2 separate regions of the Homo sapiens genome follow, and region 2 is linked to region 1. The links are chromatin contacts, found by Hi-C or POLR2A ChIA-PET in ENCODE. All regions are on one chromosome and are shown on one strand. Each heading gives the region's core, a stretch centred on a gene start or an enhancer-like site at or near the end of the contact. The rest is flanking DNA. Distances are from core to core; before and after follow the strand shown.

Region 1 (3,724 bases), core at 480-2,979:
GTAGAGTGGAAAGACACACAGCTTTAGAGCCAGACAGAACTGAGTTCAAGACCTAATTCAGCCATTTAGTAATCGTGTAACCCGGGCCACTTACAGTTTCTCAACCTTGTAAAGCAAAGCTGTTGCAAGAATTAATAAAATATGTAAAGTATGTAAAGCATCAAGCCCAATATCTAGCACTCAATAAACGGTACTTACTACTATTCTTCTCACCTACTCCTTATAGGGGATAAAAGCAGCTTTGCCAGGGAAGAGGGAAGATATTGGAAAACACAAATACTAGTTTATATTAAGCCAGTGACGAAGGACACTGATTTTACCTGATCAGTGTAAGAACTACAGCCGTGTTTTGGGTGGCATACTCCTTCCAGAATCCAATGAAAACGGAGCCCCTAGCTCCTAGGAAAATTTCAGGAATTTTACAAAACGCTCTATGTCAGGGATTTTTAAGAATCTTTTATTAAGGGGAATACTAGCTAGTTACTTCTGCTTAATTTGCAAAAGTGTGAAAACCTTCACTAGTCTGTTTTGTGACAAAACGTACATTAAGTTAATATTCATAATGAAGCAAGTAAATCCTGCTTTTATTAGACTTCTCGATTTCTAAAGAAACAAAAATATCTGGTGTAAAATATTAGAACTACAAACTACGCTAGAATTAGTTCGAATATTCTCAAATGTGATGCTCAAACACCCTAACACCAAACCAAAAGGAAAAAAGTCCAAAAAGGTAACAAAGCTGGCTGTATCCAATTCTTAGAAAGTCTGAATCAATCCAGGTATCAAATGAACCTCTAACTTCCCAAAACATCTACAAACACCGAAGTCATAATTTGCAAAAACAAAGCTGAGCCAGCAAATAGAAACACTGTTTACTAACTGAACGTAGTTTATCCTTACTTCTCCTCCTTGCATGTAATACTTTTATCCTTTGACTCGGCCTTCTCAAATTCCCTTAGTAAACAATCTCATCAAACTGCTTATTGTAGTGTAAGCATGAAGTCAAAGAGTAGCATAGACTCAGTTCTCCAAATCGCGGGAGCTTTAAGGAGCTTAGCACTAGACCAAGTTTTGCCCCAATGACCTTGGTCTCAACGATTCCCCTCCCTCCCTCCAGCCGGCCCGGCCCTTCCACGTGCTGCCGGCTGCAATTACTCCAGAGGTGGCTGCATGTCAGGGAAGCGCTAGAGGATGCGAATGCACAGGAAACAAGGGTTGCTAACAGCACCCAGGCTGTGCCATCCAATCCCTCCCGACACCAACTCCCCAAGAGCGCTCACACAGCCCTACAAATTTCCCCTACCGAAGCCCTGCGGGGATAACCCCAACTCCTTCCCGGCGCCTTGCTCTGCGACCCAGTCTGTGGGGCAGGGTGTAAGGTGAAGAAATTCTCTTTGCTACACCACTATATTCCCACGCCCGACTGGGGTGCTGGGCAGCCAGGGGAAGGGGACAGCTCCTGGAAGGAGGGGACGACGGCAGGAGGAAAGTAGGCTGAAGAATCCTGCGCCACGCCACCGCCACCTCCTCCTCCACTTCCAGGCTCCCTGCAGGCCCTTGCCAGTCGCCAGCCCAGCGAGCAGCAAGGCCTGGAGTGGCAGGGCCGACCGGGGGCCCGCGAATCCCGGGGTCTGAGGGGCGCGGCGTCCTCACCATCAGAACTTTAGCCGCGTTCTCCAGCTGAGCGATCACTTCTGGGGGCCCCAGCGCCGCCGCCATCATGGTCTCTCTTCAATGACGCGCCATGCGCTGCATTCTGGGAGCGGGCGCCGCGGCCGGCCAATCGCCGCCGCGACCCCGGAGCCTCACGCGCTCCCAGGGCCGTCGCAGCCGCTGTCGACACCGGCGTCGCGGCCTCGGCGGGTCTGGCCGGGCTGCCGGGTTCCGGGTGGCTGGGAGGGGACTAGTGTGAGCCCGGCCGCCGCGCTGGGGCGGGGGCGGCCGCAGCCGGCACCGGGCGAGGCCGAGGCGGTCTGCCCAGACTGCTGCAGCCGCGCGCCCCGCTAAGCTCCCAGCCCCGCGCATGCGTGGTGTCCGGCGCCCCGGCCTCGCGGTGCCCCCGGCCCTCTCCCCACTACCCTAGTACAGCCCGCCCGGGGACCCGCAGATCCACGACGCCAGTTCGCTCCCTCCGTTCTCAGCCCTGCACACCGCCTCCCCTGGCTCCTCCTTGCCCTTCCACGCTCCAGCGCCGTGCAGGATTTCCTAAACTTGGAATCGCTCTTCCCGCTTTCCCCTCCTCAGAGCGCACCTCCTTTCAAAGTATCTCTGTCTCCTGCTTCTCTGTTCCTTCTTGCCATGGGAGAACATTCCAGGATAGAACGCTTCGTTTTCTTTCTTTCTTTTTTTTTTTTTTTGGAGACAGGGTCTCACTCTATCGCCCAGGATGGAGTGCAATGGCCCTATTTCGGCTCACTGCAACCTCCGTCTCCCGGGTTCAAGCGATTCCCCTGCCTCAGCCTCCTGAGTATCTGGGATTACAGGCGCCCGCCACCACGCCCGGCTAATTTTTGTACTTTTAGTAGAGACGAAGTTTCACCATGTTGGCCAGGCTGGTCTCGAACTCCTGACCTCAGGTGATCCGCCCGCCTCGGTCTCCCAAAGTTCTGGGATTACAGGCGTGAGCCACCGCCCCCGGCCGAACGCTTCGTTTTCATAATGGAGGGCTTTGGCCTTCTGCAGGACAATCATCCAAATGTATCTGGGCAGCGGGTCGCTAGGAGACCCTAGGAGGAAAACCCGTCTTTGGCTCTTGCCGTTTTCACTCTTTAAGGGCTGGCTCACATAGGAGAGGGAGAAAGCAGGGACAGGAAAGCCTGACCTTGACTACCTGGCTTCTCAAATGCAGTAAGATGAGCTTTGTCGGCCAGGCGCTGTGGCTCATGCCTGTAATCCCAGCACTTTGGGAGGCCAAGGCAGGCCTCATTTTAGCTCAGGAGTTCGAGACCAGCCTGGGCAACATCGTGAGACCCTGTCTCTACCAAAAAAAAAAAAAAAAAAAGCCCGGTGTGGTGTCTTGCGCCTGTGGTCCGAGCTTCTCGGGAGGCTGAAGCGGAAGGATTGCCCAGGAGGTCGAGAGTGCAGTGGGGCGAGATCACACCACGGCACTCCAGCCTGGGTGAGAGGCTGATCCTGTCTCAGGAAAAAAAAAAAAAAGGACAAAAATCAGCATTGTCGTGTTTGTGGAATCCGTGTTGAAAGGCATATTAGAGTATCAAGTAATTAACCTTCCCTCCGGTGCTCCAGTTGCCTCTAGGACATTCCACGCAAGTGGTCCTGACAGCTGTTTCAGTATTCAAACCAGTGCTGTTAGGTTGTTCGGATCAGGGGTTTGTTTCGTTTTGAGCTGACATCTACGGTCTACATTCCTATAACTTCTTTTTGGTGCTTATTCAGCCTTCTGAAACAACACAGACAGTCAAATTCGTTTCAGTATTTTTAAGTTTATTTTTTGTTGAAATCTTCCTGTTTCTTATTCCTAGTTATAAGAAAGCCATACTGTTGAGGTTTTATGTCACTGCAACAGAATGTCTGTGTGTGTGTGTGTGTGTGTGTGTGTGTGTGTGTGTGTGTGTGTGTGTGTTATGGAGTCTCTCTCTGTCACCCAGGCTGGAGTGCCATGGTGCCATCTCAGCTCACTGCAACCTCTGCCTCCTGGGTTCAAACGATTCTCGTGCTTCAGCCTCCAGAGTAGCTGGGATTACAGGTGTGCACCACTACACCT
Region 2 (3,782 bases), core at 370-2,869, 780 kb before region 1:
AGGTGTGCTTAACAAAGTCACTATGGTATCATGCACCCCTTGGTGTGATGCACTGAGAAGGGCACACTTCATTTCTGTGGTCATCTTGCCAAAAATGTCAGACGACCAACCACCTAAAAAGGAAGCAGTTAAGTAACTTTGGGAATTATCTAGGTTGCAGGTATATTCGTGCCTGTCTTTGCCTTGTAAATAATGGACATTATTGGCTGTCATTTTTGTTTGTTTGTTTGTTTGTTTGAGATGGAGTCTCCCTCTGCTACCCAGGCTGGAGTGCAGTGGCACGAGCTCAGCTCACTGCAACCTCTGCCTCCCAGGTTCAAGTGATTCTCCTGCCTCAGCCTCCCATGTAGCTGGGATTACAGGCACCTGCCACTACTCCCAGCTAATTTTTTTTTTTTTTTTTTGTATTTTTAGTAGAGATGGGGTTTCACCATGTTAGCCAGGCTGGTCTCAAACTCCTGACCTCACATGATCCATCCGCCTCGTCCTCCCAAAGTGCTGGGGTTACAGGCGTGAGCCACTGTGCCTGGCCCCAGGAATCTATTTTTAACAAGGCCTCCAAGTGACTCTTGGGTAAGCTAAAATTAGAGAAGCAGTAGGCTACTATGAAACGGAGCCTCTAGTTTTAGGAAGTGCTCAGCTCACACAAACGTGGGTAGCATCGTTGCTCAGCGTCATCTCTTTGGACTGCAATCCCCTCCCAGTGATCCTGGATTTCTGGATGCGGCTGTTTTCAAAGCGCAGGGTATTTTCAGCAGGATCTCACCATAGTGGGCCCCACCATGCCCAGGCTGAGAGCTCTGCCTGCTCTGTTAGTGAGGAGGTAGGGGTGCCGACCCGCCTTTCTGACCCTACCCCCTCCCTTCTCTCCTCTCACCCCCCTCCTCTACCTCTCACCACACCCAAACCTCCTTTCTTGATGGCAAGCATCGCTTCTGTACCCCTGCGGCTCCCTTGGCTCTAGTGTTAGTCACAGCTTAGTGGAGGAGCTGTGGGCTTGCATCTGAGGACCTGGGCTTCAGCTGGGGGTCTGCCATTTACCAACCGTGCTTATTAACCCACAGTCCTTCCCGGAGCCACTGCTTATGTTTTCTGCATCCTGGTGTGACCTCAAGCAAGTCTTTAGGCCACGTTTTTTCCTTCAGACCAAAGCTTTTTTTATTTTTTATTTATTTTCTTTCTTTCTTTTTTTTTTTTTTTTTTTAGACAGGGTCTCCTTCTGTTGCCCAGGCTGGAGTGCAGTGGCGCCATCATAGCTCACTGCAGCCTCCACACCCCCCACCCTCCTCACCCTCACTAGTAGTTGGGACTACCTACAGGCGTTGCATCACCATGCCCGGCTAATTTTTTTTTAAACTTGTTTTGGAGGCGGGGTCTCACTGTGTTTCTCAGGCTGATCTTGAACTTTTGCACTCAAGTGATCCTAACACTTCGGCCTCCCAAAGTGCTGGGATTATAGGCGTGAGCCATGTGCAGGACCTGGACCAAGTCTTGATTCTCTCTGGTTCCTCCCAACTGAAACATCAGGATGCCGCCCCGGGTGTCCATGGGGCTGGGGAAGTTGCTGAGCAACCTTGCCCTGCGAGAGCGAAGGCGGGCGTGTCCCTCGGGGGCGTACCCCGAGTGGGCAGCAGGGCCAGCCCGCGCGTCCCTCAGGGTCAATGCTGGGGCCCTGAGGGTGAGGTCAGCTGTGAGGTGAGGTCTGGTGGCCGAGGGGAGGTGCCCAGCGTGCGCGTCCGCATCCGGCGGGCGACAGAGCAGCCCCGGAACAGGAGCTTCCCGGCACCGGCCGTGGCGTGGCGCCCTCCGCTGGGCCGTTCTCCCCCGCAGCCGCTAAGTCAGCATCGCCTACTTTCCCACTCTCGAGTTTGCCCCTCTTTGCTGCCCGGCAGCTGGGTGTCCCATGTCCCCTGCCCGCCAGTGTGCGACCGCGGCCTCCCGCGGGGCGGTGACGGCCCCTCTCCTTCAGCCTGACCGCCGCCAGCTCCCTCGGCGTGTCCGGGGTGGCCAGGCCTTGTTTAGAGTAGCTCCAGCGTTTGAATCGCGCAGGCACAAGAAGGCCGTCTCCTCACCGCGGGCCAGCGGGGCCGGCCAGGGCCCGGGCGGAGGGGGAGCCCGGGTTCCGCGGTCGGGTTGTGGGGCCGGCGCTGACCTCACCGCATGGGCCCCTGCGGCCGCCGTGGCTTCTCACGCGGCCTGACTTTGGACTCGAGTGCAGGCTCTTAGCTGAATCTCTGTGTAGACAGGGTGGGTGGGACTCCGCCCTGGGGTGGCGCTGGGGGCTCGGGTCTCCCGCCGCAGGCCTGTCAGCGGGGCGCTTCCCGTCGATTCCAGGAGCGCCCGCGTCTCTGCTCAGCGCCACGAGTCCAAGCGTGGGGGAGGACGAGACTTTCAAGGCGGGGGGTGACAGTGCCATCCAGCCCAGAATACCCACCCCCAGTGGCGGGCTGCCGTGCCCAGGCCCTGATCCCTGCCCCTGCAAACATCACTTTCTATCGCCCACGGGGCTCTGCAGATGTGGCCAGGCTAAGGGTCCAGAGTTAGGGAGATTGTCCTGGATGATCCGGGCGGACCCTAAATGTCATCAAAGTGTCCTCGTAGGAGAGGGAGAGGAGGCGACCGTGGGGGCAGAGGCTGGAGGACCGCGGCGCCCGGGACCTGCCCGCACCTGACTGCAGCCAGGTGGCGCCGATTCCGGACGCCCAGAACTCTGTGGGAATGCAGCTGTACTGTGCGGCGTGTAAACCACCGCATCTGTGGGATTTTGTTAAAGCAGCCACGGGACCACTCCACCCCCTCCAGCTGTGGTCCTTTACCCGGCGGCGGCCACCTGGCAGCAGCCCGGTTCCCCATCCTGCGGGGTTCCTCCCGCCCGCAGACCGGCTCGGCCATAAAAACCTTGCTGAGAATCAAAGAGAGAGAAATATATGGAACGGAAGAGTCGACGATTTTGTGTAAAGTTTAGGGTTTGTATTCATCGATATATATTTACATATATGCACACGCAAATATGTATGTTTCCTTTGAACTCAACTTTATTGGCACAAAATTTACATATAACAATATAGATTTATTTTAATGATGCAGTTTAGTGAATTTTGAAAAACCTCCATACCTGTGCAGCCGCCACCATCGCGGTGGTGAGGACGGAGGCGGCTCTGGAGCTTACCCCTGGAGTGCGTGTGGTTAGAGAAGCCTTGAGACTCGGGCTCCCATCGGTGATGCTAAGTTTTCATTTTTCTTAAGAAAAATGTTCTTCCGGCCGGGCGCGGTGGCTCATACCTGTAATCCCAGCACTTTGGGAGGCCGAGGCTGGCGGGTCACGAGGTCAGGAGTTCGAGACCAGTCTGACCAACATGGTGAAACCCCGTCTCTACTAAAAATACAAAAATTAGCCGGGTGTGGTGGCGGGCGCCTGTAATCCCAGCTACTCTGGAGGCTGAGGCAGGAGAATCGCTTGAACCCGGGAGGCAGAGGTTGCAGTGAGCCGAGATTGCGCCATTGCACTCCAGTCTGGGGGACAAGAGCGAGACTCCGTCTCAAAAAACAAACAAACAAACAAAAAACAAACAAAAGTTCTTCATTTCCAGACCACGCTGCCATTCTGTGGTTTCGTATCTTCCTCATGTTTTGTCTGGCTTGAGCCCCAAATATTTTAAGAGCAAATCTGAGAGTACAATGAGAAGGAACAGAGTGTGTACACAAATACACCCACACACATTCACACACACACACATATATGTACACACACACACATACACTCGACTCCCCCCCACACTCAT

The links. Hi-C counts contacts between places; a loop is a spot of excess contacts on that map. ChIA-PET counts read pairs that join two places held with the same protein, here RNA polymerase II (POLR2A). Pooled maps may share reads with other maps.
Region 2: a loop to region 1 is called in a pooled map, with 2.0 times the contacts of the local background. The contact joins the enhancer-like site here to the promoter of XPO4 in region 1. A Hi-C loop is called at or near these places in 1 of 37 single-sample maps with no recorded cell type and 6 of 50 pooled maps. POLR2A ChIA-PET finds 5 or more read pairs at or near these places in 2 of 52 experiments (A673 and PC-9).

Annotation. Positions count from the first base shown.
Region 1 is chr13:20,901,017-20,904,740 of GRCh38, forward strand. XPO4 (exportin 4) reads right to left here and starts at 1,730. Exons shown (of 23, transcript NM_022459.5): 1 at 1,654-1,730. The coding sequence starts at 1,722. RefSeq lists an enhancer at 1,493-1,542 and a silencer at 1,753-2,132.
Region 2 is chr13:20,126,097-20,129,878 of GRCh38, forward strand. No RefSeq gene overlaps it. Among named protein-coding and RNA genes, the nearest start is that of LINC01072, 25 kb to the left of the region's middle. RefSeq lists an enhancer at 1,529-1,578 and a silencer at 2,029-2,248. Within about 2 kb of position 1,620, at least 27 of the 41 ENCODE cell types and tissues checked have a DNase peak (open chromatin) inside an H3K27ac peak, as active enhancers do; they include PC-9, where a contact is called at or near this core.